Linked DNA regions of Mus musculus: region 2 is linked to region 1. A link is a loop called in an ENCODE intact Hi-C map of the cell type or tissue named here. Cell type or tissue: heart. All regions are shown on one strand. Links, peaks and the distances in the headings refer to the core of each region. The heading gives the core; the rest is flanking DNA. Region 1 overlaps Fblim1 (filamin binding LIM protein 1). Region 2 holds the start of Gm13056 (predicted gene 13056).

Evidence for each region. A loop is a pair of places that touch in the nucleus more often than their neighbours do. Peaks named below come from ENCODE experiments on the same cell type or tissue, not always from the same donor. Only the 100,000 strongest peaks of a DNase experiment are listed, where the experiment ranks them.
Region 2: a loop joins it to region 1, with 2.0 times the contacts of the local background. A loop is called at or near these places in 9 of 42 quality-filtered maps.

What each region holds. Positions count from the first base shown.
Region 1 is chr4:141,567,915-141,583,505 of GRCm38, forward strand. Fblim1 (filamin binding LIM protein 1) reads right to left here. Exons shown (of 9, transcript NM_001163256.1): 7 at 15,140-15,318; 8 at 13,069-13,186; 9 at 8,148-10,029. The coding sequence ends at 9,916. Among named protein-coding and RNA genes, the nearest start is that of Fblim1, 24 kb to the right of the region's middle. In heart, for the core only: CTCF peaks have their summits at 7,692 (motif pointing left) and 9,151 (motif pointing right); DNase peaks (open chromatin) are centred at 5,079, 5,967 and 7,457; H3K27ac peaks cover 538 bases.
Region 2 is chr4:141,269,659-141,286,030 of GRCm38, forward strand. Gm13056 (predicted gene 13056) reads left to right here and starts at 8,781. Exons shown (of 2, transcript NR_151527.1): 1 at 8,781-8,886; 2 at 9,679-10,136. In heart, for the core only: CTCF peaks have their summits at 8,600 and 9,889; DNase peaks (open chromatin) are centred at 4,985, 8,703, 9,852 and 11,863; H3K4me3 peaks cover 1,894 bases; H3K27ac peaks cover 5,129 bases.

The DNA of each region.
Region 1 (15,591 bases), core at 4,532-12,531:
TGTAGTTTGTGTGTGTGTGTGTGTGTCTTTCATTCACAAATCCAGATAGCTCTTGGGTGGGTGTACAAGTGGGACTTGTCAGGCAGACAAATCGGGTTAGATAAACTTGACTGCTACACATATTATCACTGCAGGAAGAAGGCCAGAATCAGACAAGCTCCTCCTGGCTTTTCTTGGTGGCGCACACCTTTGATCCCAACTTGGGAGGACTTGAGAGTTCTCGGTCAGCCTGGTCTACAGAGCAAGTGTGTGTGTGTGTGTTTATTTATTTTATGCGTTTGAGTGTTTTGCTTACGTGCATGTCTGGGTACCACATGTGGCATGTTCAGAAGAGTGTGTCATATCCTCTGGAACTGCTGTCACAGATGGCAGTGAGCCCTCATGGTGGGTGTTAAGAATCAAACCAAGGTCCTCTGCAGGAGCAACACACGCTCTCCTAACTGGTGAACCATCTCTCCAGCCCTCTTGGCTTTCACAAAATTATATTTTACGATGAGCAGTGATGGCACACACCTTTGAACCCAGCACTCGGGAGGCAGAGACAGGCAGATCTCTGTGAGTTTGAGGCCAGCCTGGTTTATAGACTGAGTTCCAGGACAGTCAGAGCTACATAGAGAAACCCTGTCTCAAGAATTGTTTTTGTGGGCTGGAGAGATGGCTCAGCAGTTAAAAGTACTGATTGCTCTTCCTAAGACCCTGAGTTTAATTCCCACCAACCACATGGTGCCTCACAACCATCTGTAATGGGATCTGACGCCCTCTTCTGGTGTGTCTGAAGATGGCCACAGTGTACTCATATACATGAAATCAATAAATAAATAAACCCTTAATCCCAGCACTTGGGAGGCAGAGGCAGGCGGATTTCTGAGTTCAAGGCCAGCCTGGTCTACAAAGTGAGTTCCAGGACAGCCAGGGCTATACAGAGAAACCATGTCTCGAAAATCCAAAAAATAAAAATAAATAAACCTTTTTAAAAAAAAAATGGTTTTTGTGTGTGCACCCAGGTGTGTGGATGGCCCGTGGAAGTCAGATAAGAACCCCCAGGAGTAACCTACTCAGGATCCTGGAGTAGGGTGGCCCAGGAATGTAGCTGTTGTATAGGGTTATCACAAAAGCCTCCCATAAGGAGCAGAGTAACCCGGGGGAGGTAGCTGAAGGAGGCTCACCGCACCAGTGAGCTCAGTCAGTTATACATAATGAATTCCAGGTCAGCCCTACAGCCTGTCCAGGCTGGGGCAACATAAGGAGGTTGTGTCACAGCAAACCAGAGGGCTGTGCTCCAGGTGACTCATGGGTAAAAGCAGTTGCCACACAAGCCTCACACCCTGAATCCTGTCCCTGAGACCCACATAGAACTTGAAGGAGAGAGCTCACTTCCGAAAACTTGACCTCTGACCTTTATCTGCATGCCACGGCAGGCCTATTTACATACATACGCACAAATAAACTATATATGTGTATATGACATATGCGTGCGTGTGCATGTATGCATATGTATCATATAATTTGGGGGTCTGAGGGTGTGGTGGCTCAGTAGCAGATGCGTAAGAGGCCTAAATAAATAGAATAAAAAAATAGGTTTATGGGGCTGGAGAGATGGCTCAGCAGTTAAAAGCACTGACTGTTCTTCCAGAGGTCCTGAGCTCAATTCCCAGCAACTACATGGTGGCTCATGACCATCTGTAATGAGATCTGACACCCTCTTCTGGTGTGTCACTTCTTCACAACAGAGAGGGGTGACACTCTGCTGCGTGCCATAGAGCTGCCACAGAGCTGGCTCCCTCTCTTTCAAGACCAGGTCTAGATATGTAATCCTAGCTGGTCTGAAACTGGCTTCGAACTTGGAGTGATCCTCCTGCCTCAGCCTCCTGGAATGCTGTAGTTAAAGGTATGCACTATGCCTAAGAAACATCTGTTCTCCTGGAACGGGAATTACAGACAGGTGTGAGCTGCCATGTGGGTGCTGAGAATGGAACCCAGGTCCTCCAGAAGAGCAGCTGTTGCTTTTGGCTCCTGAGCCACCTCTTCAGCCCTCTCTAGCACTCTTACAGACATTGATTGATCTGGTCTGGAAGAAGACAATTAGAGTTTCCAGAAGGGCTGTGTGTGGGCCATCACCAATTTCCACATGACTCTCTGGGTTCCAGTTTGTAAGTCACCTCTCTCCAAATTCCCGAGGGTGGATGCATTCATTCCACACATACTTACTAAGGGCTGGCCTGTACAGGCTGCTCTGTGCGCGCTGACAATTGAGGGAAACAAACAAGTCACATGGGGGCGGGGGCAGCTAAGGTTCACGTCCTGTGACCACAGACTGACCTCTGGCCCAGCACCTTCTGTTCCTCACTGCACCAACCCCACTCCCTTGCTTTTGGTTGTTTCCGCATTCTTTAGCTATCCCAGCAGAGGTAATCTGCCCTCTGCCTACCTTCCCACCTACCCTCAGGGAAGCTCACATGTCTGTCTGTCTTCACACAAAGTGAAGTGATAAAGAGAAGCTGGGTGTGGTGGCGCATGCCTTTAATCCTAGCACTCGGGAGGCAGAGGCAGGCGGATTTCTGAGTTCTAGGCCAGCCTGGTCTACAAAGTGAGTACACAGAGAAACCCTGTCTTGAAAAAGAAAACAAACAAACAAACAAAGATAAAGGGAGCGGGGGATATGTTCTATGGAGGTGCAATCAGGTATAGGGGAAGGGGGGGTGCCTCAGTGGGCCAATGCTGAGCCATCCCTTCCCCCTTAGGGACCAGCCACACATGAAGGTAGAGTATAGAATAGAGTTCATTCAGGGCCTGGGGAGGGGAGTTATAGGCAGAGAGAGAGAGAGAGAGAGAGAGAGAGAGAGAGAGAGAGAGAGAGAGAGAGAAGAAGAAGGAGGAGGAGGAGGAGGAAGAGGAGAAGATGAAGGAGATGGAGAAGGAGAGGAAGAGAATAGAGACTGGCCATGAGCACCTGGAGAGAGAAGGGGAAAGAGAATGGGGAGGGGGGAAGAGAATAGCAAGGGAGGGGTGAACAGCCCCTTTTTTAGTGGGTCAGCACACCTGGCTGTTGCCAGATAACTGTGGGGCTTAGGCAGAATGCTAACACAAAGCCTGATGGGCCAGCCTTTTGTGGATATCATGCCTTTTGCACTCCAGGTTACTCCCTGTATAACATGGGGACATACCACCCTCCCCTAGGGCTGCCTGCCTTGTTAGTGCCTGGTACCTGCTAGGTCTTTCGTCAGTGGTTGCCACTTGGGCCTCTGGGGCTGCTCCCCAGGATCCTGGGTCCAGGAGTTCCCCAGTCATTTGCCCTGCCCTTCAGCCACTTTTTGTTCTAGTGGTGGATGCCGTTTCTGGCATCAGAGTGCCAGCACAGTGGTGGCACGTTGTTCTCTGCCATTTCTGATCATCCACCCTTGAGAGAGTGGAAGGACACTGTCGGAGGACGAAAGCCGACAGAGCTCAGGCCCAGGAGAAGGAAGCTCACAGCTTCCTGTGGCCTCTCCTAGGTGTTAGGTCAATCCTGACTCAAACGACAGAGGAGCCAAAGTGGAAACTTACCAGCCTCAGACGGAGGGTGTGGGGGGACTGGGCATGATGTGCAGACGTGGCCTCCTAGTCGGTGCCCAAAGGGCAGATGGAGGACAGGAGGACAGCTGATGCCCCACCCAGGCAAGCTACTCCCTCCCACCTCCCCAGGAGTCCAGGTGGTGTCTGCCTCAGGGCTGGGGTCAAAGTGCACAAGGAGGGAGGAGGGTGACCCTTGGACCCAGTGACCACTTCCTCTGGGGCAAATGGCTCTCACCCTTGGAGGCCACTGTCCTGCTTTTTTTTTTTTTTTTGGTTTTTCAAGACAGGGTTTCTCTTTATAGCTCTGGTTGTCCTGGAGCTCACTTTGTAGACCAGGCTGGCCTCGAACTCAGAAATCCGCCTGCCTCTGCCTCCTGAGTGCTGGTGTCCTGCTTTTTTTTTTTTTTTTTTTTTTGATATAAAAGCATGAGGTAGTTTAATGACGGAGCTCCGGGCCGACACTTATCTCCCGCAGGAGACAGAGGTGTCAACCACATGGCAGAGCCATAATGGCAGAGCTCCGGGTCGAACCGTATCTCATGCAGGAGACAGTGGATTCGACCTGGTGTCCTGCTTTTTAAGACAGTGGCTGCCTGTCTAGTCCTAAGTCTGACTCCAGTTCATCTGCACAGCCCCATTCATTCCTCAGCCTTCCCGCCTCCACAGGCTGATGTTGTCTGTAAGTGGGGGTTGGAAGGTAACAGCATGTGGGAGGGGTAAGGAGAACCTCGGAGTGGAAGCCTGGAAGCCACGCCTAGGTGCGGCTGCTGGCCAGCCGGGAAGGGAGACTTCTCACCTCTAGAGTCTTTTCCTTTTCCTTCAAGGAAGGGACTCCCTATGTAGCTCAGGCTAGACTGAAACACACTATGTAGAGCATGTCGGCCTCAGGTAATAATCCTCTTGCTTCTGAGTCCCAAGGGCCGGGCTATAGGCGTATGCTACCATGCCTGGCTTTCATCTCTAAAATTCTACCAGGCTCATGCCACTCCATCTTGCCACCACTTGCCACCTTTGGGATTTGTTGGGATTGTCTGTCTTGTCACCACCCACTCCCCTGGACCTGTGTCCTGAACACCCTCTGCAAGGTAGACTCTTTGCCCTGCTGTTTCTCTCAAATTCCATGCATGGCTCTTTCTCCTGCCTCCGTTTTCAGGGTATCAGTGGAACAGACCCTAGTCCACGCTTCCACTTGCTTCTACCTACCCAGCACTGCCCTGCCTATAGCAGGAGTCAGCCCAGGATGGGAAAGCTGGACACAGTAGCACAGACCTGCAATCCCAGCACCCAGGAGGATCAGGGGTTCAATGTCACCCGGGTCTCCACAGCTGGAGTTGGAGGCCAGCCTGGGCTACATGAGACCCTTTCACAACAAAATCGATGAGCAGCAGACACGGGAGGACCCACTGGTGTGAGGCCACAGTGGATGAATTGTCTAGTGGTGTCACCTGGAGCCCTGGCCTCCTTGTGCAAAGGACAGGTTTGGATGTCCCCTTCGGGAGGCCAAGATTCAGTGCCCCCCAAATGTGGCTTGTGCCCCCCCAAATGGGGCCTGTTCCTGTGGGTAGGACTTCACGTATCCTGACTAAGAACTTGCCAGACCCTGAGTCTTAACCCTGGTGAAACAGGGCTGCCTTTCTCCTGACCTTCCAGCCTCACCCAAAACAGGAATGTAGAGACTGTCAGTTATTCCCCACCCTCCACTCAAAACTCACAGGTTTTCTCAGAACAAGAGGAGCAGCCAACCAGAACTCACCTTGTCCCTCCTACTGTCCCTTCCTCAGTTCCTTCCCCCTTCTCTGTCAGCTCAACGCTCTTTCCCAGGCTGCCCCGAGGCAGCTGCTTCCTAACTGTTACCCTACTTCCTTTAGGGGGTCCCCCTGATGAAGCCTTCCAAAAAAATCACCTGGTAAAGGAAGTATTAAGTGAAAATTTTCCAGGCTAGCTCATTGGTAGACCCCAGACTCTCAGAAGACACAGGTTCCGGCCCCATATAAGGAAGGAAAAGCTGGGTGGGAGTTGTCCTCGGCTCCAAGAGCAGCCACACGGCACAGTTTAGAACAGCTATGGAGAAATCTGTGTGCTAACAGATATCAGTTTCTCCACAAGGGGAAGGTGTTGGGAAACCTACCGAGACAGGACAGGATTTTTACCCACCTGCCTTTTACAGAGCTATAAAACAGCTTCCAGACAAGGGGAAAAGCTGGGATCCAGCCACCAGCAAGAAGAATGTGCTGTGTGGACAGCTCATAGCTTTTGACCAAGGCCCAGGCATTTTCCACACAAGGCAGGTCATGAAAGGGTTCAGTCCACAGTCCAGCCTCTGAGAAGTGTGATTCACACACACCGGATGCCAGGCCTTTTCTTGGGGAGCAGAGGACATTGCAAAACACTCTAAAGTTCAAGGGCTGGGCTAAGCTCTTTCAAGGACCGAACACATCAAATGCTTCCCTTCTCAGGGCTGAGAATATGGTTTTGTAATGTCCAGCTGCTGCAGCAACACACACATGTGTGTGCGTGCACGCTCACAGACACAGACACACACACAGGCATGTGCACAGGCACACACACGCACACACACACATACGGTTAGTGAGATGGATCAGAGGTGAAGGCAGTTGGCACCAAGTCTTAAGATTGCCAGAATTCATTGGCGGAAGGAGAGAACTGCAGGTTGTACACACACACACACACACACACACACATGTAGGAACAATTGAGCTGTGGCATGCAGTTACTCCTCCACAGAAATAAATAAATGCAAAGAAAAAGGCTTTGTGGGGCTGGAGAGATGGCTCACTGGTTAAGAACACTGACTCTTCTTCCAGAGGACCCAGGTTCGATTCCCAGCACCCACTTGGTAGCTCACAATGTCCTGTAACTCTAGTGCCAGGTGCCCTGGTATCCTCTTCTGGTTTCTCAAAGCACAAGGTGCACAGATATGCTTGCAGGCATACCTATAAAATAAAAACAAATTAAAAATATATAAACAAATGACCTTCAGGTTTTTGTCCATTTATTTATTTGTTTGTTTAGGTGTTGAGAAACATTGGTCTCATGCATTCCAGGCTGACCTCGAGATTTCTACAATGAGAGTGAAGTTCTGGTCCTCCCGCCTCCTCTCCCTAGTGCTAGACCACACTCAGGCACTTCCACTCCTGATTTATGCAGTGCTGGGGAATCGAACTCTGAACTCTGGCTGTCAGGCGTTGTGGCAAGAGCTTTTGCCCACTGAGCCATCTTGCAGGCCCTTCTTGTTTGTTTTTTGAGACAGGGTTTCACAATGCACCCGCGGTTATCCTGGAATCTACTCTGTAGACCAGGTTGGTCCCGAATTCACAGAGGTCTGCCTGCCTCTGCCTCCCCTGAGATTAAAGGTGTAGGCCACCACCGCCCCAGCTTGTCTGTTTTTGAGACATGGTCTCTCTGCGTATTACAGGGTGGCCTTGTACTCTAAGCAATCCTCCGTCCTCTGCGCCCCCGACCCCCCATTTCTGGAATTACAGGTGTGTGCCACACACCCTATACCTCTTTATATCCGTTCCAGACGGGGTCTCAAAGTACCTCAGGCCAACCTGGTACTTACTATGTCCTCAAAGATAACTTTAAACTTTGGCTCCTCCTGCCTCCACTTCCTTCCGGTACTTCTGGCATGCACAGGCCTGCTCAGCCATCACCTGGTCCCCTCTGAAGGTCTTTCTGGTTGAATAGGCAGCAACAGGCTCTACATGCTAGTGAGGTCATACTCCAAGCACCTGGGTGTGGCCTCAGGCGAGAGGGACCCTGGCACAGGGCCATGGGCAAGTTCAGCGCTCCCCAGCAACTCCTGATGGTCCTTTGTTCAGAGTCCAAGTTCCCAGGTCTCATTCTTGAATTTCCGGGCATCCCCTCCAAACAGGTGACAGTTTGGGCCAGCGACTGGCTTAATCTCCGGCCGCAGGTCTCCTTTCGAGAGGCCGCATTCCTGAGACAGGTGGAAAAGTTTCATGACCACGTCACTCTTTTGGGATGTTTTCTCTCTCCGAAATATGAGCATTGAGAACCCTACGCGTTGAGAAGCTGGTGAGAAGCCAGAGAACCTTGGCTCCGGGTATCAACTCGCTGGCTCATGCTGCCCCCTAGCGGCTGAACGCCACATCTGCCTTGACGCAGCCCAGAACCTGCAACTTGCAAACTACTGCCTAGTTTCCCAGGACCCCTAAGCGGGGTAATGCATGTCCCCTCACAGGAGTCCCAATGCACGTCACCACTTTATCAGCTTCCCTTTAATTAATTCATATATGTATATATTTATATAATTTGGTGCTGGGGACAGAAGCCAGTCAAGTACATACATGCTAAGTGTATTCAAATCACTGCGACACCCCCCACCCCCAGTTACCCATATATTTAAAACGAAGCCTCATGAGGCTCTGGGTTCGATTCCTAGAATTCCAGAATATAGGAGTTGGAGACAAGGGATATGAAGTCAAGGCAATCCAGGACGATATAGTTAGTTCAAGGTCAGCCTGGGATACTCAGGACACTATCTCACTGAAACAAAACCCCCAAATAAAAACAACCAACTCCCCCCACCCCAGACAAAAACAAGACACAAGGAAAGAACATATGTTTATTTTTTTCTGTGTGCAACTTAGAAGTTACAAAGCACAAAAATGATTTTTTTTCTACTTTACATTTTATCTCTATTAGATGTGTGTGCACAAACGTGTATCTTGGTATGCAGGTGTAAACCAGAGGACAACTTATAGAATTGGCTCTCTCCTTCACTGTGGGTCCCAGAGACAGGACTCCGGCCATCAGACTTGGAAGCCAGCACCTCTACCAGCTGAATCATCTTGCCTGCCTTAAAGTGAATTTCCTTAAGAGGGAGAATGTTCTAGGTGTGGCTTCACAGAGACAGTGGTTACGGGCAGCCTAGCAGCAAAGCTGAAGTGGAGGCTGGGTGGCACACATGGGAGACCAAAGAGATGTGACTTCTTTCCCTAGCCTCTTTGGTGTGTGTGTGTGTGTGTGTGTGTGCGCGCGTGCGCGCACTTGTAGAGGCCAGAGCCCCAGTAAAGTCTGGAGGAAGGAGGCTCAGCCTCGAACTTGTTCCTTAGCAAATCAAAGGCTCTTAATCCAGGTCTGGGAGCCCCTCACAGGAGCTCACAGGGTGTGGAAGCAAGCAGAGGCACGTGACCATCCTCCCTCCCATCCTGAGCCCAGCTCAGCACGGATTCTACAGGAAGGAAGGCTGGGTCGCCGCTACCTCACGTTCTATGCACTTATGATTTATTATTATTTTCTGAGACAAATCTCTGAATGTGGCCAAAACTGATTGGGAATTCTATGAAGTCTAAGCAGGTCGCAAGCTTCTGGCAATTTCCCCCAGCACTGGGATCACAGATTTGCACCACCAAACCCCAGTAGTTTGTGCATTTTAAGATTGTAGCTGTGGCTGCCTTCAAATGCAGAGATCCATGTGTCTCTGCCTCCCAAGTACTGAGATTAAAGGTGTTTGCCATTAGACATGGCTAAATTGTTTTTTTTTTTTTAATGTATGTGTGTGTGCCTGAGTGTAAGCGTGTACACCACATGCATTAAGGTTCCAAGGAGGCCAGCAGAGGGCGCCAGCTCTCCGGAAACTGGAGTTGCAGGACAGGTAGTTATGAGCCTCCATGAGGGATGCTGGGAAATGAACTCTGGTCCTCCGCAAGAGGAGCAAGAGCTCGCTCTTCATCACCGAGCCATCTTCGCAGCCCCTGAACCAAGGGAAGATGTTTACTGATTTTACCCCACCAAAAAAAGAAAAAGAGAAAAATTCAAAGATTTCTCTCCCCCAAATCCAAAGAATATTGTTTTGAATCTTTTAGTAGATCAGACTAGATTGAACATAGAAATCCACCTGCCTCTGCCTCCCAAGTGCTGGGATTAAAGGTGTGTGCTATCATGTCTACTACACACTTATATTCTCAAAAAATACTTTTTGGAGTGGCTGAGAAGGCGCACTTCAAACAACTTAGCTCTACAATCTAAGCTGAGGTCTCAGCGCCTTCTGCTAGGCAGCTAAGCATCATGGTCAGAGACACAGGTATCATCCTGAGACCTGTCCCCATAAACATGTCAGGGCAGCACTAGAGATGGACCAGGGTTGCAGTCTGGTGGTGAGAGGCCTCCTGGTCAATGAAGGGAGAGGAGTAGAAAGTCTGGGGGTGGGGGGTGCTGTGTACTAGGAGGCCAAAGCCCAGTGTCTCAAGCCTGTCTGTGCATTTAGACACTATGGGCTGAGCAGTGTGCTGGTGCCCAGTGAGGTTCAAAAAGAAAGTACTCAAGAAAAGTCAGGAGGGGAAACCAAGTCAGGGAAGGGCCAGCTATCGGGACTCTTCAGCAGCAACCAGCAGCACTCCGCTTCAGGTGACAGGGCTTGCAGAAGAGGTGGTCATTCAGTGGGTAGCAGCCTTGGTCGGTAGGTTCCACAGACAGGAGCACGCTGCAGTCCTGGGGATACAGAAGCAAGTGTGGGTGTCTCCAAGCCTGGATCCCGCCAGCACGGAGCTTCCCCAGGGGACCTCAGCTCCCCCCACCTTCTTCATTTAAAGATAGGATCTTTTTGTTTTGTTTTGTTTTGTTTTTCGAGACAGGGTTTCTCTGTGTAGCCCTGGCTGTCCTGGAACTCACTCTGTAGACCAGGCTGGCCTCGAACTCAGAAATCTGCCTGCCTCTGCCTCCCGAGTGCTGGGACTAAAGGCGTGTGCCACCACTGCCCAGCCTTAAAGATAAAAAGCTGGCTTCAAACTAAGTAGCCAAGGATGACTGAACTCCTGATCCTACCACCGCCTCGGTTTTGTTTTGAGAAAGACTCCCTCTACACATCCCAGGGTGCTCTGGAAAACTAAGTCTATCCCGGGCTGGCCTGAACTCCCGATTTTCCCACCTCAGCCTCCCAATATTAGGATGTCAAGTATTTGTCACCATGCCACCTTCAGGTTTTTCCAACTTAAATGGAGACTATAAGCTATCTCCCAAGACTGCTGTGATTTCCTAAGGTGATGCGTATGACAGTCTTATAATTAAAAAGCACTTTCCACCTCTAAGAATACTGTCATCTTTCCAACAACTGTAAGAAAAGACACGGACTGCGGACCAGAGTCAGGTGGTCATGAACAATAAATAGGTGGAGACCCTCTTCCCCCCTGGGAAAACTGGAACCCAGTTCTGTTCTGGGCTGCTATAGTTTGAGATTTACATCTGTGGGGTTGTTTGTTTGTTTTTAAGGGTCAGTTTAAGACAGGGTTTAAATGCAGTCCCAACTGAAATGTAATTTCCTGGAGTCCAAATCCTGACTTGCCAGGCAGCCTCAGCCAAAGTCACTGTGGACAGGAAATAGGGGTTATGTGCTTAGCCAAGCTTTTATGAAGGCTTGGTACTTTCGGACTCTATGGGGCTCTGGAAGAGCTAACAGCACTCAATCTTCCTCATTGGCCTCTCCTGATACATTATCAGCTGCATGGACCTTGAACTCTAACTGACAAAGTCAGAGACCCTAGGAAGTAATCAGTGTCTCTCCCAAGGTCCTCATGGCCCTGCGTTATCTTTTAAAACAAATACAAGAGAATAAATGTTTAGAATTACTCATTGCTGATTAAGGGGCCCTGCCCTGGGACTCTCCACACAAGTGAAAAACTACCACTTGTGTCTTTATCACCAGAGCACAGAAAGCTTGGAGCTACGGGGCTGGCAGTGTCAGGGAGGGAGTTAGGCAATTCTTGAAGCCCCACTGCTGGATCAGTCCCAAGATCAAAATGGCCGGGTGCTGGTGGCACATGCCTTTAGTCCCAGAACTTAGGAGGCAGAGGCAGGCGGATCTCTGAGTTCGAGGCCAGCCTGGTCTACAGAGTGAATTCCAGGACAGCCAGGGCTACACAGAGAAACCCTGTCTCGAAAAAGCCAGAAAAAAAAAGGGGGGGGAAGAAAGAAAGAAAAACTAAGTTGTAGTTACCCAGTTCTGATCACAGGCCCTTGTGTGAGCACTGTCCAATTGTCCAGCATTTCCTCTACCCTTCCTTCCTTTCTTCCTTCCTTCCCTTCCCTTCCTTCCTTCCTTTCTTTCTTTCTTTCTTTCTTTCTTTCTTTCTTTCTTTCTTTCATGTATGTGAGTATGCTGTCGCTGTCTTCAGACACACCAGAAGAGGGCATCGGATCCCTATTACAGATGGTTGTGAGCCAACATGTGGTTGCTGAGATCTGAACTCAGGACCTCTGTTAGAGCAGTCAGTGTTTTTAACTGCTTAGCCATTTCTCCAGCTGCCTTCTGTACCAGTTCTAAGCAGCCTCCCAGCCCAGCGCAGCCCAGCTGGTTCCTTCCCTCAGCCTGAAGTGCTTACCCCTTCCTGGTCCCATCAGCTCTCACCCCTTAAGCCTTCTGCACTCTAGACACACCTAGAATCTTCCATGTTTTGAGTCTTCAACTTGACACAGCTCAGAGTTATCTATAGGAGTCTCAATTGAGGGACTGCTCAGATCAGATCTGCCCGTGGCAGGTCTGTGGGGATGGGGACGGTCTCTTGATTGCTAATTTATGTAGGAGACCCCGGCTCACTGCAGGAAGTGCAATTCTGAGGCAGGGGACCCTGGGCTGTATAAGAAATCTTCCTGAAAGGATGCCAGAGCAAGAGAGTTTGGGCCAGTAGGCAGCATTCTCCCATGGTTTCTGACCCTGGTTCCTGCTTTGATTTCCCTTAATGGCGGATCTTTTCCTCAACCAACCTGCTATTAATTATGGTACGTATCATGGCAACAAACCCATGCCAGGCCAACCAGGAGCCTTCTTGGCGGTGGGGGTAGAACCCCACAGTGGAGTCTACTTTGGGGGCTTCTAAGGATGCAAACCTGAGCCAGCTATGCCCATGTGCTGTGCCGACACTCAGAAAACAAAGTAAAGGCAGGAACAGGAGGTAGAGTGATAGCCCAGGGATATCACTTGCTAACGATGCTGTCACCACCCACCATTCTGGAACATATTCTCTTTCCATAGTAAGCAATGTGAGCACACAATTAACTGTGATATATAGCCATGTGTGGTTGGTTTGTTTTTGTTTTCGTTTTCTCTGAGAGTGGGTTGATTTCTCTGTGTAGCCTTGGCTGTCTTGGGGCTCGCCTCAAAATCAGAGTTCCAACTTCCTCTGCTTCCTGTACTGGGATTAGAGGCGTGCGCCATCATGGTCCAGTTTGCCACCTATGGTATTTTTTTGTTTTTTGTTTTTTTGTTTGTTTGTTTTTTGGTTTTTCAAGACAGGGTTTCTCTGTGCAGCCCTGGCTGTCCTGGAACTCACTCTGTAGACCAGGCTGGCCTCGAACTCAGAAATCCGCCTGCCTCTGCCTCCCAAATGCTGGGATTAAAGGCGTGCGCCACCACGCCCGGCTCGCCACCTATGTTTTTATCTCCATCTTTCTCAGCCTCTGCTGAGGGCAGTGAGCAGGAGAGATTCTGGCACAGGGCTGCCCATGGCCACAGCCCTTCACCTCAGCTCCACTCACCTCACAGCGGTAACAGTTCTCGTGGAAATTCCTTCCCATGCACTCGATTTTGAAGGCGTCCTTCCCGTCTCGGGGGATGATGGGATTCTCGCAGATGCTGCACACGGGGGCAAATTTCCTAGATGGACAGGGAGCACAAGCCAGGAAAGTCAACTACTCACACTGACCAAGGAATCAGCTGGTCAAAGGTGTGAAGCTGCAGTTCACCCCGCGCCCCGCCCCCGAGGTTGCTAGGTGACCGCATCTGCGCAGCTAATGATGTCTACTCTTCCCGACAGGGGTGGGAGGATGGGGTCAGTGGCATGAATCCAGCTACCCATTGTGCAATTAGCCAGAGGCCAGTTTTCCCCGGGAAGCGTCAGATGTGAGATGAGTTTTCCAGGCCACCCATTATCTTGTACTTTGCTTAATTAAAAAAAAAAAAAAAAACTTTTAGCGTATTTATTTAGTTGTATTTGGAGATCCAAGGACAACATGCAGGAGTCAGTTCTTTGCTTCTACCTTGTGGGTCCCAGGAATTGAACTCAGGTCATCAGGCTTGGTGGCAAGCGTCTTTATCCACTGAGCCATCTTGGCAGTCCTGTCTGTGTATTATTTGTTTACTTATTCTTGAGGCAGACTCTCACTGTGTAGCAATGGCTGGCCTGGATTCACAGAGATCGACCTGCCTCTGCCTTCTGGAGTGCAGCTGTTCGCTTATCTTTCAAGACAGGACTTTACAGTCCATGCTGATCACACGTGAGGCATGAACCACCACACCCCATCTCTTTATTTTCAAACAGGGCAAAGCAAGAGTAGTCATGTATATATATATATATATATATATATATATATATATATATATATATATATATACACACACACACACACACACACACATATCATAAGTATATATATAAATTTCCCCACTCCTTCCTCCCTCCCTCTACTTCCCATCCCTCTATTTCCCAAGGAAAGAGACATGGCCTAGGGTCTGAAAGCAAGGTCCCAAATCAAGTCCTATAAGTTTTCCTATAAATGTCATTTTAAAAAATTAAAATGCCACTGCCCAGCAGGGCAGTGGTGTCGCACGCCTTCAATCCAAGCACTTGGGAGGCAGAGGCAGGTGGATTTCTGAGTTTGAGGCCAGCCTGGTCTACAAAGTGAGTTCCAGGACAGCCAGGGTGATACAGAGAAACCCTGTCTCGAAAAACCAAAAATAAATAAATAAATAAATAAAATTAATATGTTTTTAAATTCACGTACACTGGTGTTTTGCCTGCATGTATGTCTGTGTGAGGGTGTCAGATCCTCTGGAACTGGAGCTACAGACAGTTGTGAGCTGCCATGCGGGTGCCTAGAATGGAACTCAGGACCTCTGGAAGAGCAGCCATTGCTCCTAATCCCTGAGCCATCTCTCCAGGCCCTGTAATTTTTCTTGAGACAGGGTCTCATATAGCCTCGGCTGGCCTTGAACTTGATAGGGTAGCCAAGGATGACCTTAAGCGTCTGACCCTCTGGAATGCTGGGATTACGGTGGCAATCCCAGCACAGCCTGGTTATGTGGTGCTGGGGAAGGAAACCCAGCGCATGCTAGGCAGGCACTCTACCAACTGAGCCACTACCCAGCTCCCAAATCAAGTCTTCAAATGGAAGCTTCGTTCCGCCTTGGGAACTGTGTGCCGCAGTTTCTACTTCTGCTAAAACATACTCTTCCGCTGTCCTCCCTAGCCATAAAAATTCTGAAGATTAGACGCGTGCTGCGGCAGCCTTCAGGAGACTCTGAGAGGCAGTCAGATCTCTGTGAGTTCGAGACCAGCCTGGTCTACAGCATGAGTTCCAGGTCAGCCAGGGCTGTTACACAAAGAAAGGAAGAAAGCTTCATCTGAGAATTTTGTGGAGCACCTCAGATGAGGAGTCTGTCGGAGCTCAGGGACTCAACGCCTCAAGCAGACACCCTGTGAATTAGGTGGGGAAGCTAACAGGCTTCAGTCAGCATGGGAGAAAGTACTGGCCTGGCCCTGCCACCCCTCCAGCCAGCCAGAGCCCCGCCCTGCCCTCCCCATTCCCGAAGCCCCAGTCTCCTTCCTACCTGTAGAAATCAGCCACACAGTACACCTGGTTCTGGCTGTCCAGCGCAAAGCTCTCGTCGCTGATGCAGCGGGCACAGGTCACGCAGGTGAAGCAGGGTGGGTGGAAGGCCTTGCCCAGGGCCCGGATCACGTGCTCTTGGACCACCTCTCCGCACTTGCCACACTTCTCCAGAGTATCCTGGGGCAGAAAGCCTCTGCTTTGGCCAACCCACAAACATGCCTCAACCAGGGGGTGTCGCCAGCCCCCTCTGTCTTTATCTTTCTATCTTTCTTTTCTCCCTCCCTCCCTTCTTTCTTCAGAACTAGGGACTGAAATCAAAGCCTTTTGTGTGCCAAGTAAGCACCCTGCCACTGAAGTACCTGCTTAGCCCGAGGACTGTCTTAGCAATTTTCACACATACACACAGATGCACACACTTTTTTTCGGCTGGTTTTGAGATAGTGTAGTGTG
Region 2 (16,372 bases), core at 3,876-11,875, 300 kb before region 1:
GCTTTCTTGGGAGTTGGAGAGATGGCTCTGTGGTTAAGGGTACTGGCCGATCTTCCAGAGGGCCTGGCTTTCATTCCCAGCACCGACGTGGCAGCTCACAACTGTTCATCTCTCCAGCTCCAGGGGATCTGACATCCTGACCTAAACATATATGGGAGACACACAGCAATGCACACGGAAAACAACAGCAACCACAATAACAACAGCAACAAAACTCAACATGTTCTGCAGAGGTAGGCAGATCTCTGAGTTCCAGACCTGGTCTCCAGAGGGAGTTCCAGGACAGCCAGGACTACACAGAGAAACCTGTCTTGAAAACAAAGCAAAAAACAAAGATAAAATGAACGGATGTTTTCCTGAAGCAGACACAGGTGAAAGGATGTTTTGGCATAGCAAACACGTGAAAGGACCTGTGATGAAGTATAGCCGCCTGCAGCCACACTAACTGGGTTCCTGTGTGGGAGGCCAGAGCTGTATAGGAGAGAATGTCGAGAGAAGTAAAGAGATCAAGACAGATTTCTGATCAAAGTTTACTAAGAGTCTGTGCTTATAAAGCGGGGAGACCCATCCCCTGCCATGCCAGGCTTCTTGATGCTTTGTTACTAAGTTGTTAACAACAGTCTGTCAGAGCTATTAGCATTAGGTCGCCAAGTCCACAGGTTGTGGCTAGCTCAGGAATATCTCAGGGGGACAGGTTCAGCCTCTTAGCAGCAGCTGAGAGCAGTGGCAGGTGACAGAACAATAGGGCCATCTAGGCTCCACCCCAGGTGGTCTCATTCACAGTAGCAGCAAGGTCTGAGGCAGCCTACACAGGGCTGGGGATCGGCTACAATAAAGGAGTGTGAAATATGACCCCACAGACAGTGGGAGATGAGCACTGAGCATTGGTTTGTTCAACTTTGCTATTCGTTGAAAGACACCCATACGCTCCGGTTCGCCTGACAGAGCGTTGTTAACTCAACCTGTGGTAACGCTGCCATCGAGAGAAACTCACTCAAGAACTGCTCATGAGGTTCCTGCGGCAGCTCGCTGCTTCTGCAGCCTTGCTTCAGGCCAGATGGCAAGCCTGGTGGTTTCTTCAGGATTGAGCTACAGCTGCTGGTTCGTGCCTGGTGTCTGCCTGCTGCGAGGACTGCTCTGCAGATGCTGAGTTGCATTTGGTGTTTGCTACAGGACTGAACCGCTGCCAATGAAGATCAGGCTCACCCTCTAAGAACTATTGCTGAACAGGTCCACTTCCTCCACATCCTCATAGCTCTTCTCTTCCACCACCTCTGCTGGGTGCTGGGCTACAGGAGCGGTTGAACCCTTATTAAAAATAGGTTGTGCCGGGCGTGGTGGCGCACGCCTTTAATCCCAGCACTCGGGAGGCAAAGGCAGGCGGATTTCTGAGTTCGAGGCCAGCCTGGTCTACAGAGTGAGCTCCGGGACAGCCAGGGATATACAGAGAAACCCTGTCTTGAAATAAAACAAAACAAAACAAAACAAACAAACAAAAAAGTTACAAAAAATGTATGCCTTTAATCCCAGCACTTGGGAGGCAGGCGGATGTCTGAGTTCGAGGCCAGCCTGGTCTACAAAGTGAGCTCCAGGACAGCCAGAGCTACGCAGAGAAACCCTGTCTGGGGGGTGGGGTGGGGGTGGGGGTGGGGGTGGGGTGGGGTGGGGTGGGGTGGGGGTGGGGGGGTGTATGCCTCTGCCTCCCTGCAGACCGTCCTCGATTTCTCCTTACAGCTCAGGCCTTAGGTGCCACCCACTCGCCTCCTGGTGGCTGCTGCACACGTGCTCATCCCTTCTCCTCAGCACCATGTGTTCCCTGTTGGCTCATTTGTAGGTTCATTTACTGTCTGTCTCTCCCTGTTGGGCTATGAGGGCAGGGACCTCCCTGTCCTTTAGCGCTGTGGCCCTGCATGGAGAACACATGGACCCGGGCTGTGGGGGCAGGAGTCACATCCAAGCCTGTATAGCCCTGAGTCAGAGCCATGCGCCTCTGCTCCCCTCAGCAGCAGCCTTCAGTCCCCAAGGAACAACGTGGTGGCCCTGTGGCCAGGGTGTCCTCAGGCTGTGGAGGAAGCTGTCTTGCCTTGGCTGAGCAGTCCTGGGCACCGAGAGACCAGCTTGGCCACTCTTGCAGCTTTGACCTGTGTTTGAACTTGGGCTGAGGACTTATTTCCTGTTCCCAAGAGACTCTTTCCTGTTCCAAGGTCCCCTTCTCAAGTGGCCTCCCCAGGTCATGTTTCATGACTCTTGGGAGAAGGAACAAAAGGAATGGGTGACATGCGGGTAGGAGGGACCCTGGTCTGACACGGGCAGGTTTTCCCTTCTGTGGGGACTGTCACAAACAGATGGGTGGGTGGAGGAAGTGGAGCTGTGCAATTCTCACCACAGAGCATGAAGAAGAACGGGATGTACAGGCGCCTGCTTGGGCGGGGTGCAGGGGGGTGACCAGGATGGCCATTGCAAGACGTTGGCTGGTGCTGCCCCTGAGCTGAGAATGGTCATTGGCAGGGCCTGGTGGCCCAGTGCTGATATGAGGGGCAAGGCCAGGGATCTTGAGAGGCAGGGGGCTCCAGGCTGGGTTATGAAACGGCTGCTGTCACATCCCCGTTGGGCCTCAGTTTCCTTACATGGTAACAGTGTGGCTGGAAGGTGGCAGTGCCAGCACCTGTAATGGTGTGTGCCTGGAATCCCAGCCTTACAAGCTGGAGCAGGAGGATGGAGAGGTTGAGGCCAGACTGGGCTATACATCGAGACCCTGTCTCGAAAACAGTTAATAAAGCCAGGTGTGGTGGTGCATGCCGGCAGCACTTGGGCTGTTAAGAAGATCTGAACTCCAAGGTCACCCTCGGCTGTCTCAAAAAGACAAAAGAGGAGGCTGGAGAGATGGCTCAGCAGTTGAGGACACTTTCTGCTCTCCAGAGGACCTGAGTTCAGTTCCCAGCACCCACGTCAGATCTCCTTTGTGGGTATCTGAGCACACATGTTTTTACACACATACATATAAAATTTAAAACACACACACACACACATACAAAGCAATAAATGAATAAATGAGTTGTGCTGGTCAGAGGGCACAGCAGGTTAAAATATTCGAGCGTGGGCCCCATGACCTGAGTTCAGTCCTTGGAACACACAATGAATGGAAGGGGAGGCCAAACTCCTGAAAGTTACCCTCTGACTTTCACAGTTGTTCAGTGGCACACCTTTACACACACATACACACAGCCACGCCATACACATAAGTGAATAAGACTTAGAGGAAGTGTTGTACAAAGGGGTGGAGTCTCGTGGTCTCGGAGGCAGTGATTCTTAGGAACCACAGTCAGCCTTCCTGTTGTCTGCAGCTCAACCTCGGCGCCAGGCTCAGGGCTCTTAATCCTTCCCACCCTGATTTCATCATCCCGTTCTACAGCTAGCCGAGGCTCTGAGAGGTGACTTGCCAAGGTCCCACTTCCCTCTGATTAAACCCGGTCTGAGGGCTGAGGAGGTTGCCGGGCAGTTAGGGGCCCTGGCTTCCAAGCCCGACCAGCTGAGTTCAATCCACAGGACCCACACGGAAGGAGACTCCCAGATTTGTCATCCACCTCCGCAGGTGCGCCACAAGGCACAAAACGATAGGAAAGCGGCGCCGTCCGGTTTCATCGGAATCCTGCCCTCTGCTTAAGCGCATCCTAAAATCGAGGGAGGAGGTATTCCACAAACTGACCCGAGCAGCGGCAGTTCACTAACTCTGTAGGAGAAGCAGTTCTCTTAGGCAGCCACCAGGGGGCAGCAGAGGCTGGGGCTGGGCTGGAGGACTGCGTGCCACACCCTGTGGTCTCCCTGTGCTGGTTGGTGGATGGAGTCAGCCTGATGCTCAACTGTGTCGTGGGGTAGGGTAGAGGCAGCTGCCGCAGGCTGGACAGGAGCTGAGGGAAGGCACAGCTTCTGGGATCAGGAGCCCGTTCAGCACTGGTCTCTGCTCCAAGTCTGGAATAAGCTAGTCTCAGAGGCTCGTGACCCGTGGCCTAGGCTGCCCGCTGCAGCAGCTTGCCCAAGTTCTTGGCAGAACAGTTGCCAACACGGACAGTGGTTTACCAAAGTATCAGGCTGTTTACCGAAGCGCCTCCTTTAGCAGAAGCCCCAGGAATCCTTTCTATTTGTATCGTCCAGATTTCGACCACGCAGGAAACCAAATCTCAGAAAGGGGCTGGGACTAGTCTGAGCTCACACAGCAAACGACTCCCGGGAACCCAGGCCTACCTGACATATTGTCTCCCCAGGGAGCCCTTTGTGTGAATGTGTGGTGTGGTCTGTGTTCTGTATGTAGGGTGTGTGTGCTGTGTATGGGAGAGTGTGTGTGAGTGTGTGTGTTGTGTATCTGAGTGTATGTGTGTGTGTGTGTGTTTGTGTATAGTGTGTGTGTATGGTATGTGTGCATGTAATGTGTGTGGTGTGTATGCTTGTGGTATGTATGGTATGTATATATATATGGTGTATATATGTTGTGTGGGTGCATGTGTGGTGTGTGTATATGTATGGTGTATATGTTTGGTGTGTGTGGGCACGTGTGTGTGTCTATGTATAGTGTGTGGTGTGTGTCTATGTATGGGGTGTGTGTGTGTGCGCGCGCGTGTGCATCTGTGCGTGCCTGTGTGTGCTGTACAGGTAGGTGAGTGTGTGGAGACCATTAATGTCCTCCCCTACCATCCACCTCATCTCCTTGATACAGGTTCTCTTACTGAGCCTGGAGGTTGAAACCCAGCTCGACTCCCTTGCCAGAGTCCTGAGTCTTCTGTCTCTGCCCCTCATCTATGAGGGTTCATGCTCAGCCACACCCAGCCTTTTACGTGGGTCCTGGGCACCCAAACTCAGGGCCTCACGCTTGCATAGCGAGCATTCTTACCCACTGAGACATCTCCCAGCCAAAGCCTCCTCAATAGTGAGCTCACCCCAGCCTCCCCTCTTCCCTAGCTCTCAAAGCACGTGGTGCCTGCTGTTCTCACAACAGCTTCTTCGGAAGGCTGGCGGCTGTGATGGGGAGGAACCCACTAACGCTGGACTGAGGCTTCGTCGGACGGGCTGTCCAGTAGCCCTTGCTGGAGAGTCCTGTGTTGCTCCAGACGGGCCACGGTGAGAATATTATACCAGGGAAATCAGCTTCTCATGCCTGCCAGTCAACTTCTCCATGCCTGTCAATCACCAGCTTCCCCACGCCTACCAGCCAGCTTCCCGGCGTCCTCCCAGCCCTGCACCAGAGCGGGAGCCGAGCTGTTCCCACATCTGCCAGCACAGTACCCTAAGCACAGCAGCCCCACGGAGGCTGAGAGTCATGGGTGATGAATCCGGGGAAGCCCACACCCCACTCCTGGCTTCAATCCCTCTGCTGGCCCCTGAATGCTTCTGTGGGACTCTTCCCGTGCCCCCCACTGGGTGTGAGGGCCAATGTAATGTGCAGTAGGCCACAGTCCCTGATCCCATTATCTCCTCTGGGGTGTGACAAATGACTGTGACTGGTCCTGCCAGGTGCCTGAGGACTGGGGTGTTCTTGAACTCCATCTATCCTCTTGGGCCCAGCTGAGCAGTGTGAAGTCTTGGGGCGGGGTTGGGAGTGGAGGCGGGGCGACATCCCTTGAGGTCTTTGAGCCCCTAAAGTTGGTCCCCACTGCAAATATAGCTCTCAAGTCCCTAAGGAGATGGCCCAGGAGACCCCGTCATCCAGAAGCCTTCTCTACTGCCCCTTAGGGTGGGGCCAGATGGATCTCTGCGGAAGGCATGTGGGGACAGGCCCCCAAGCTGTGCAGTGTGGCTAGGGTGGGCACTTGTGCCCGGCTGGTACCATCATAGGTCAGAGGTGGTTCTTGGGTCTGCAGAGGAAGTGTCAAGGCACTTGGAGTGTGTGGGAAAGTGTGGAGAATTGAACTCGGGACTCTGTGTATGCAAAGCAGGAGAGGTGCCTACACCTCCTTCTCCCGGAACAGGATCTTCTTCATCTTCCTCCCCGGCGCTCCTCACCCCCATCACCGCTGCTGTTTTCCAGGAAAAAGCCAACGCAGTCACTGAGTCAGCAGGCACTGTTGGTATCGCCCAAGCAGCCCCACAGGACAAGCCTGCTGCGTTCAGGGCCTGCCCAGGGGCCTAGGACCTGGCCTGGCCAGGTTCCCGTTACCCGCCCTGTACTGTGGCTCCTCACTCTTCTCATCTCTGGTCCCACCCTGTGGCCCCAACATCACCTCATGCCCCACCCAGCCGCTCTCCAATCCCAGATGCCAACCCTGTTGTCTCTGTTAGGCTGAGGTGTCAAACATGGATTTGAATGCAGGACCATGTTTCCTTGCTGTGCGGTCCTGGGTAAGTCCCTCGACTTCTCTGAGGCACAGCTGCCTTGTGGGTGAGATGTTAGCCACCGTGTGTGATGCTATGGAAAGTATCTAAAGTGTCCCGTAGGGGACTGGACATGAGGAGGGCACTCAGGAAATGGCTCTTGCAGAATCGTGGCAGGTTCCTCCCCAGGCCAACCTGTTCTCCAAGGCCCTGTGAGGAAGGAGGGAAGGAAAGCATGGGCTCTCTGCTCAGTGCTGCTGGCTGTCAATCAGCTGCCTCTGAAGCTCCCTCAGCAGGTTCTGGGCTTCCAGCTGCAGCAGAGCTAGCTTGAGTCTGGGGCTTTCGCAGGAGCCGAAGTCAAGAGAATCGATCAAGCCAGGCAGTGGTGGCACACACCTTTAATCCCAACACTTGGGAGGCAGAGGCAGGAGGATTTCTGAGTTCGAGGCCAGCCTGGTCTACAGAGTGAGTTCCAGGACAGCCAGAGCTATACAGAGAAACCCTGTCTTGAAAACAAAACAAAACAAAACAAAACAAACAAACAAAAAACCCAGAAAACAAAAACAAACAAAGAACCCAAAAAACCCTGTCTTGAAAAACAGAGAGAGAGAGAGAGAGAGAGAGAGAGAGAGAGAGAGAGAGAGAGAGAGAGAGAGAGAGAGAATCGATCGAGTTCAATGTCAGCCAGGTGGCGATGGCTCACCTCTTTGATCCCAGCATTCAGGAGGCAGAGGCAGCGGCAGGTAGAGTCTGAATCTAGCCTGGTCTACAAAGTGAACTCCAGGACAGCCAGGGCTATACAGAGAAACCCTGTCTCGAAAAACCAAAAACAACAACAACAACAACAACAACACCCCCAAAAAAACCAAAACCCCAACAGTGACCAAAAAAAAAATCAATGTCATCTCATCTATAGAACTCAAGGCCAGCTTGGTCTACATACAGAGTTCAAGGCCAGCCTGGGCTACGTGAGACCCTGTTGAAGAATAACGATGATGGTGGGTGGGGTGGGAAGATAGATCTGATGACACCTGCCTGTATTTTAGCTGCTGGGCATCGCAAAACTTCAGGCCTGGACAACTTAGTGAGGCCCTGCCCCAAACTAAAAGTGAAAAGAGAGGAGAGGTGTGGAGATCAGTGGGCGCCCTGGGTTCAGCCATCTCTCCCTGCCCAGGCCTGGCTCTGGCCAAGGAGCTGGGGGCTTAGGGCCCACACCTGGGTTCCGTTCTCAGCATGTTGTCCCAACCCAGACCTTACTGTTGGAGGTTTTCGGGAATTAGAGGACAGTAAGAGTCATTAGCAGCTTGGTGGCAGGCACAGTTGGGAATGGGAGAATAGCCTGGGAAGCAGGAGCTGGCCGGAGGCCGCTGTGTACCTGGGGATTGCCCAACAGATGACTGGTGGCGAGGGAGGAGTGTGGGCGTGGTGAGCTGAGGGAGGAAGTGAATCAGTGAAGGGTGAATGAATGAATGAAGGTGAATGTGTGAGCTAGCGCTTAAATAATGACGTCAGAGTAGGCATTTATGGTTCTTACTAACACCCTGGATTGTCCCTGGCTCTTTAACCTGTGTGAACTTACTGAGCTGACACAAAAGCCCTGTGAAGCCTGAACTGTTACTGTCTTCGTTTCAGGGATGGGAGCTCAGAGAGGTTAAGTCATTGGCCCGAAGCCACACAGCTTGGAAGTGTCTCAGTGAGGTCTCCAAGTGGGACCACCAGCAATGGGCACACACACAAACACACTCACACATACTGGGGATGGGACAATGACAGTCATTTGCTCCTATCTGTCTCATCCACTCACTGGGCTGTGGGTCTGTAGAGGGTGACATTAATAAAATTTCTTCCTGCTTGGTTAGACTTGGCCCTTCAGGGCTCATCTCAGACGCTGCTTTCTCTAGGAGACCATGTCCAGACTCTGCAGAGAGCTTCTAAGCTTGGCCCCCTGATACTCTCCCCTCGGGGTTCCCCAGCCCTGTAGAGTAAGATAGATACTTCCATCTTGAGCCTTCGGGACACAGTAGGCGACTAACAAGTGCTTAATGGGCATCCCCCTTAGTACTGGGCCTCCTTCCAGCTCTCTGGTCCTCTGGCCCTTTCTCCTCCCTCACTCCAGCCAGGATGTTCTGGGGTTCGGAGGAGGAAGGGGGGTCATCCTCCACTGCCCCTCCACCTCCCAACACTATGATCTGTGGAGTGGAAACTCTCCAGACACCAACTCCAGCCTTGGGCCACAGTCGGGCAGGGTTGAAATTCACCGCTGCCCCGGAGAAGGGCTGGCCTGGCTCAGCAGCCAGGGGCAGCCTCTTCCTTCCCTGTCCCAATGTTTGTTTTCAAATTCCTGAGGCCTGTGTCAGCCCTACCAGGAGTGGAGTCCGCTGGCCCGGGCCTCTCTCCACTTCCTTCCTTTGCTTGCTTGACCAGGCTAGTCTGTAGGGTGGGGCACCTGGCCAAGCCTCTCCCTCTCACTGTCCAGCAGTTAGGGCCAGAGAGCCTTGAGTTGGAGAGCTGGGGAGATGGGAGGCTCCGCGGCATGGGAGAGGGACCCTCCAGGGACCCTTCAAGCCCACTGGAGACAGCATGGTAATGCCACTCGTTTGTTCTGTGGGAACAGTGCGAGCTTGCAGGGAGTTCATTGGCTGCTGGGCAGAATCCATTGTCTTGAAGCCTGTGTGTTCTCAGCTGGGGAAGCCCTGTTTGGAGTGGGGAGACTCTCACCACGCCACCTCAAAGCATGACCCAGTCAAGTCCTCACAGAATTTCTTTCCAGCAGGGAATCTGTAAGCAGCTGGGTCATGGGTCTCAGAACCTACCTTTCCTGTCAGATTCATTGGGGAAGCTGGATAAACAGAGTCCCGGGCCCTGTATCCCAGATGAAGGCTCTAGAGGTCTAAACCAGGCCTGGGGGCGGGTGGGGGTGGCTCTACACTTTACAGGGAGACTCTGATGTAGGATGTCCATGAAGCCCAAGAGCAACAACTGGGAGCTTGGAAAGACAAAAGCAGCCAGGTGGGCGGTAGCAGTGCATACTACCTGGCACAGAGGCAGAAGGACCTACAGAGGCCAGCTTGGTCTACACAGTGAGTTCCAGGACAGCCAAAACGAGAAAGAGACAGACACAGAGAGAGAGAGAGAGAGAGAGAGAGAGAGAGAGAGAGAGAGAGAGAGAGAGAGAGAGAGAGAGAGAACAAACACTATGCATTTGAGGATGAAATTCCTGATCCCCGTCTCAAGCTCCTGTGTGCAGGGCTAACAGGTGTGTGGTATGACATGCAGTTTCTGCACCGCTGGGCATGGAATCCGTAGCTTGTGTCTCCTAGGCAGGCACGCTACCAGCTGTGCCTCACCTCGGTGCCTTAACTTTTATTTTTGTAGGACCAGGTCTTGCTATGCAGCTCTGGCCAGCCCCGTGTGATAATTCTCCTGCTTCTGCCTCCCGAGCTGGGATGCCAGGCCTGTACCAACACACCCAGCTTTTGTGTGAGTCCATCACAGTGAGCAAGACCGAAAGCAGGCAGCTTCTCTTTGTTTGCGGTTGGAATGCTTAACGGCCGCTGGAAGTGAGTGGCCAGTGGATTGTGCAAAGCCGATACAGAGATACAGAGCACGCCCTTCCACCCTTCCACCTGGCGTTCCGGCCAGAGAGCGCTCCAGACAGCACCGTCCCAGAATGCGCTGCGCAAAACCAGGGATGTTTGTCCGGTTTGATCATTGCTGTGTGGCAGTGTCCAGTGAAGCACTGCAAATAAAATTAGAAATCTGGGGGACTTTTGGTATAGCATTGGAAATGTAAATGAGTTAAATACCTAATAAAAAATGGAAAAAAAATAAAATAAAATTAGAAATCAGCAAATAGCCCTCCCCTCCCTGTCTCTGTCCCTCCCTCCCTCCTTCCCTCCCTCCGTCTCTCTCTGTCTCTGTCTGTGTGTCTCTCTCTCTTGGTGGGGGTGGTCTTACTATGTAACCCTGGCTGGCTTGGAACTTGCATCGTAGGCCAGGCTGACCTTGAACTCACAGAGATCTTACTGCCTTTGTCTCCCAAGTTCTGGAATTGAAGGTGTGCACTACCCTGCCCTGTTCTGTATTTCTTAATTTAAAAAAAAAAAAAAAAAAAAAAAAAGCTGGGCGTAGTGGTGCACACCTTTAATCCCAGCACTCGGGCGGCAGAGGCAGGCAGATCTCTGTCTGAGTTCGAGGCCAGCCTGGTCCACAGAGTGAGTTCCAGGATAGCCAGGGCTACACAGAGAAACCCTGTCTCAAAACAAAACAAAACAAAACAAAACAAAACAAAATCTTTGTATTACAGTGTATGTGTATATGTCTGTGTGTGTGTGTGTATGACAGTGTGTGTGCCAGGAGGTCAGAGGCCAGCCTTCAGATGTCCATTCTCTCCTCCTGCCCTGTAGGTCCTACAGATCCCACTCTGTCAGGCTTGGCAGCAGGCTACATCACTCACTGAGCCAGGCACCATTCTGGTTTGTGTCTTTATTGTAATAACGTACACACTCTACAACTGACCATTTTAATCTCATGTTTTGGTTTTCAACCTTTGAGACAGGGACTTGCTATTTATCCCAGGATGGTCTTGAACTTGCCATCCTTCTGCCTCAGCCTCCTGAGAGCTAAAGTTACTGGCATGAGTTTGTGGCAGGAGCTTTGTTCCAGGGTGTGAGCTGGTGACCTTTTGAGCTCTTGCTGGACTAGTCACCCTGATGACCAGTGGCCTCAGCTGGGGCCTTGTTCCACCAGGTAGACTCAGAGAGAACTTGGAAAGCTCCCTTGCATGACGCCATTATACAGGAAGAAAGGTTGAGGCCCAGAAAACATAAGAAGGTGGGGCTGAGCCAGAACTGAGCCAGGATTCATGGCATAAATATCCAGATGTTGCTATCTTCCTACACACCACCTGACAGGAGCTACCCAGAGAATGAGTGGGGGGTGAATGAATGAGTGAGCAAATGAATGAGTGAGTGAATGAATGAATGAATGGGCAAATGAATGAGTGAGCAAATGAATGAATGAACAAATGAATGAGTGAGAGAATGAATGAATTAGCAAACGAATGAATGAATGAGCAAATGAATGAATGAACAAATGAATGAATGAACAAATGAATGAACGAATGAATGAATGAACGAATGAATAGTGAATGCAGCCAAATGAGCCCGTCTAGCTGAAGAAACATACCCCAGAGGTTAAGTGAGGTACTTGGCAAATATTTACTCAATTGATGACAGTGTCACAGGGCAGGGCTTGCCCTCGTGTCCAGGGGCTCTGAACCTGTAAGCCCTTCAATCTTTACCACAAAGGGGACAGTCAGGACTCTTCCCTGCCCTGCACAGGAAATTGTCATGATGGCGTCAAAAGAGAAGCTAATTGTTAGTGACGAGGAACGCATGGCCTTTCCCCTACGTTTTTCGGACCACAGGCTCAGATCTGTCACCTGGCCTGAGACCAGGGTTCAGGGCATCTGAGCTCAGACTTTCTAAGGCAGGGATCCCTTGGGGATACTGGTGGTGGCCTCCAGCCAGGGGCTGGTAAATGTTTAACACCAGGCTCTCAGGAAGGGGGGGGGGAATAGAAGAGGAACATGAAAGAGGAGGAAGGAAGGGAGGGAGGGAAGAGGGAGGGAGGAGGGAGCAAAGGAGACTCCAGGCTCCTGTAGCCAGCAGAGGTGTCCATATAGCTGCCTCAACTGCCCTCCCTGTCAAGTTCAGAAGCCAAGCAGAGAGCAACACCTACTGTGCTGGTGGCTGCCACTCAGGCTGCCCTGACTGCACTTCTCCTACCAATGGGCCCCAACCTTGGCTTGGGAGGGGGAAGTTCCTCTCTACACTCAGGCACCCCTCCCATCCCTCTCTAGCCCCGGCTTGACTCCAGGGCTTCTAGGGAGATCAACATTGACCCATTGACTGTAGAGTGGTGCACACTCTACAGTGTGAGCACACACACACACACACATAGACACACACACTGTGCCCCTCTCCTCCCAATGATGGCATCCAAGGTCCTGTCCTTGCACGCCCCCGGGTGCCCGAGTGCCTCAGGTCTGGGGGAGTTGAGGTCAGGCTAAGGGGGTGCCTCTGCACTTTGGGAGGCAGGCCGCATTCCTGCCTAGATGTTTCAGTTTCCTTCCAGAGATGGAGATGGGAAGGTAAAGAAATACAGCAGACAGGAAGGTGGGATTCCACGCAGAGGCAAGCCTCACTTACACAGATGGGGAAACTGAGGTCAGGGAGGGCACAGGGTGTGTCTCAAGGCACAGGGAGGGCACAGGGTGTGTCTGGAGGACCTGTGACTCAGTTCCTGAATTGTCCAGCACTTTTTCCTCTGCCTGGCACGAGAAGCAGGGGTAGAGAGGGACAAGTGCAGTATGGTTGTCCTGGGCAAAGTGGCGACCAGCCAAGGGCTTGGTACTTCTTTGGAGTCCCTTGTGCTAGGTGGGGGTCCCTCAGGAAGTGGGGGTGGAGGAGGCTCACCCTCTCAGGAAGTACCCAGGGATCTAAGAAGCACAGAAGCTAATCTGGCCACGTGTTGCAGTAAATCTCCAACCGCTTGCAAAGAGCACACAACTCAGTTACAGTATTTATAAGCTGTATGCCCTGATTGGGCAGATTTGCCACTACACTGCTCTATTCCCAGCTACGAGATCCCCTGCTATTGGTGGTGTCTCTGGGACACATGGTTCTACTCCACTTTTCTTCCACCTCCTCTTTCTCTGGCTGCCTCTCCTTCGTCCTCTCTTCTCCCTCTCTAAAATCTCCAGCCCCACCTTTCCCTTCCACTGCCCGATCACAGATGTGGCCTTTATTAGTTAAATGGGGAGAAGGGTCCTTTGAAATCACCCAAGTACGTGATCCACTCCCTGTCTAGGCAGCCCCTCTGGAGGAAGCAGCATTAACATCAAAATACAAACAGCACCTGGGCAAGGAGATGCCCTTCCTCTTCTGCCTGATTTTGCCCCACACTTCCATGCTTCCTTAGGCAGCCGCGGGCTCCCTGGTCTCCTCTGATTGCAGCATGGGACCCACCTACCACCCCAGTCACTGTGTTTGCTTAATTCTGAGGATGAACCTCAAGGCCTCCCTTCCTCTGAGATAGACAAGCGCTCCACTGTGTTTTAAAACTTTTTTTTTTTTTTTTGGTTTTTTGAGACAGGGTTTCTCTGTATAGCTCTGGCTGTCCTGGAACTCACTTTGTAGACCAGGCTGGCCTCGAACTCAGAAATCCACCTGCCTCTGCCTCCCAAGTGCAGGGATTAAAGATGTGCGCCACCACACCCGGCTGTGTGTTTTAAAACTTATTTCCCACTTCGGAACTACATCCTAGACACTCAGAGTGTAGACAAGAGACTTGGAGGAGACTCGATGTGGAAGCAGGAGCTAGGGGTCTCAGCTTCTCAGACAGACCTTCCAGCGAGGGGCAGGCTTCTCTACTAGGGCTGAGGCCTGAGCCACACCAGAGTCGCCCACGCTGGGGAAGTTGTTGCCTCCACAAAACAGGATAGTGAGAGAAGGGACAGACAAAGAAAGGGAGACCCAGAAGGTCAGTAGAGAAGGACTGTGTGTGTGTGTGTGTGTGTGTGTGTGTGTGTGTGTGTGTGTGTGTGTGTGTGTGTGTGTGTGAGAGAGAGAGAGAGAGAGAGAGAGAGAGAGAGCCAGGGATGGGGTGGGGGTCGGAAAAACCTCCATATGCGTCCACACTCGTTTGTTAAATAAGCTAGTCCTAAAGTCTCTGTCCTTGCTGGCTGGCGGTAGCCCAGGAGTGTGACCTTGGGGCTCCAGTCCCCTTGCCTAGAAATGAAGTCATGGCTGTCTGCCTTAACCTCCTCCACTTGGGGACCTTGTCCCTGGATCCTGGCTCAGAGCTGAGGGCTCCTGAAAAGACACACCACACTAACACACACACACACACACACACACACACACACACACACACACACACACACACACCCTGATGCTCTCAGATGCCCCCAGGGGTGGTCTACAGCTGAGTTGTTCATCACTCTTAGCTGGGAGAATCTGGCTCCTAGAATGCCTGGGGCTCAAGCCAGGCAAAAACTGTAGCCCAAAGCCTCGGAGAGACACGGGCTGACTCGCAGCTTTAATGTGCAGTCTGATCCGCAGGGTCTGGAGAGCCCCAGCAGGCGGGGCTTCCCTTTCTCCCTAGGGACACAGTCTTCAGTCCTGTAATATAGGGCCCTTGGTTAGAAGTGAGGACGTTATGAAGGTGTTCCCAGAGGGTGGGGGAGGGGAGCAGGTTCACTCTAAGCAGTCACGGGTTCTGCTCAAGTGTGCACACAAGGGCACACGTGCATATTCTGCATTCAGACCCAGCCTTTGCTATGGTCTGAGTTCTATACATTGAAACCTCTGAGAATCCTCAACCTGCTGGTGGTACCCACTACCCTGTCTCCTTTTGTTGCATTGTGTGTGTGTGTGTGTGTGTGTGTGTGTGTGTGTGTGTGTGTGTGTGCTTGGGCCTGCCATGTCCTCCTTTAGTGAACAATGAGACAGAGACTTCTCATTAAAACAGATCTGGCAGAAAAGATGACATTCTAAAGGGATGACCTTGTCTTTCAAGGTGACTATCAGGCCAAGGAAACAGTGCAGCCCAAATAATTAGCAACTTCATAAATTGGAATTTCCCCAGGAATCTCAAAATGGGAGAAGGGAAAGGCCCTACCCTTCTGGGAGGGAATTTGTCCCCTGATGGGAGAATCCACATAGCTTGTTGGACCACCCTACTGCTGAGGCTGAAAGCCCAGACAACAATGGGTGGGTGGGTATGGGACCGCGCCTTGACCCAGGCTGCCTAGATGTACACATCCTCAGCTCTCCATTTAACCATTAGTCTCACTTCAGAGCCGACCCAAGAGTGGGAAGTTTGTGAACTCTCTGTCCCTACTCCCAATGTGACCACACTCAAGAAATCTTTTTCTGCTTTCTATTTTTTTTTTTGTCTATTTGTTTTTGTGAGACAAGTTTTCTCTGTGTCCTGGACTCACTTTGTAGACCAGGCTGGCCTCGAACTCAGAGATATCCATTTGCCTCTGCCTCCCAAGTGCTGGGATGAAAGGTGTGTCCACCGGAGCCAGCCCGCTCTCCTTTTTAAATTGTCTTACTCAGGATGGTGGCAGGATCTGACTTGGGGTACAGTTTGTGAGCCTCAAATTTGATAATAGGATCAAGCCACGACCCAGTCTTCTGAGGATGAAATTGGAATCAGAATTCTACTTTACTCTCTGTCCGCCCCCTTCCCCCCCTCCCCGCCCCCAGCCTCACACCCAGGGGAGTAGGGAGCGTCCAGGGCATGGCTCTCTACTGCAGGGCCCAGGAGGGGCACAGCGCACCTCTCAGGCTTCCGGGAGGGGCCTCTCAGATAACAGCTGATCCTCAGGTTTTGTTCCTGCCACAAAGGCTCCCCCGGATCCAGGCTTAGCAATGAATGGTGAATGGAGGCTGTGGTCCCTTCCCTCGGCTGGGCAGGCAGTTCTTCTAGGGGCTGGAGAGCCTAGCTTGCTTCACAGAGTCTGGCTCCATACCCTAGGGGGAAGCAAAAGCAAGCAGACCTGGGGCATTAAAGGAGGCGGCAGAGGTCTTGGGCGCACACCTGGACGGACTCGGATTTTCCAAGGACAGGTAGCTGAGGTATATTCTGTCTTCAGTGCAGTTTTGGTAACACAGCTCTAGTATCTCCAATTCAGAAACTCAAACCGTCGGTGTCTGTGAGTGACACGGGATGGCCAGCCGAGTTCAAATTTTGGATTTTCAGAAGAAGGATGCTCAAGTCCTTGAAAGAGTCTAGACGAATGCTCTAAGATCTGAAATAGTTCTGGTCCAGAGAGTGTGGGAGATCTCCCCGATAGCACAGCAAGACAGAAACCGGACCACTGAGCAGGTCCAGTCCAGAGTCAAGAGTTCTGTTCCTGAAAGAGCTGCCTCCCCTGCTCCAGAGCAACACAGAAAAGGACAAAGGCAGGTAGAGGAAGAGGAAGAAGAAGAGGAAGCGGTCTTGCTAGAGGAAGGAAAGGAGGCTTTCCTGGGGGGGGGGAGGGTAGAAGAAGGGT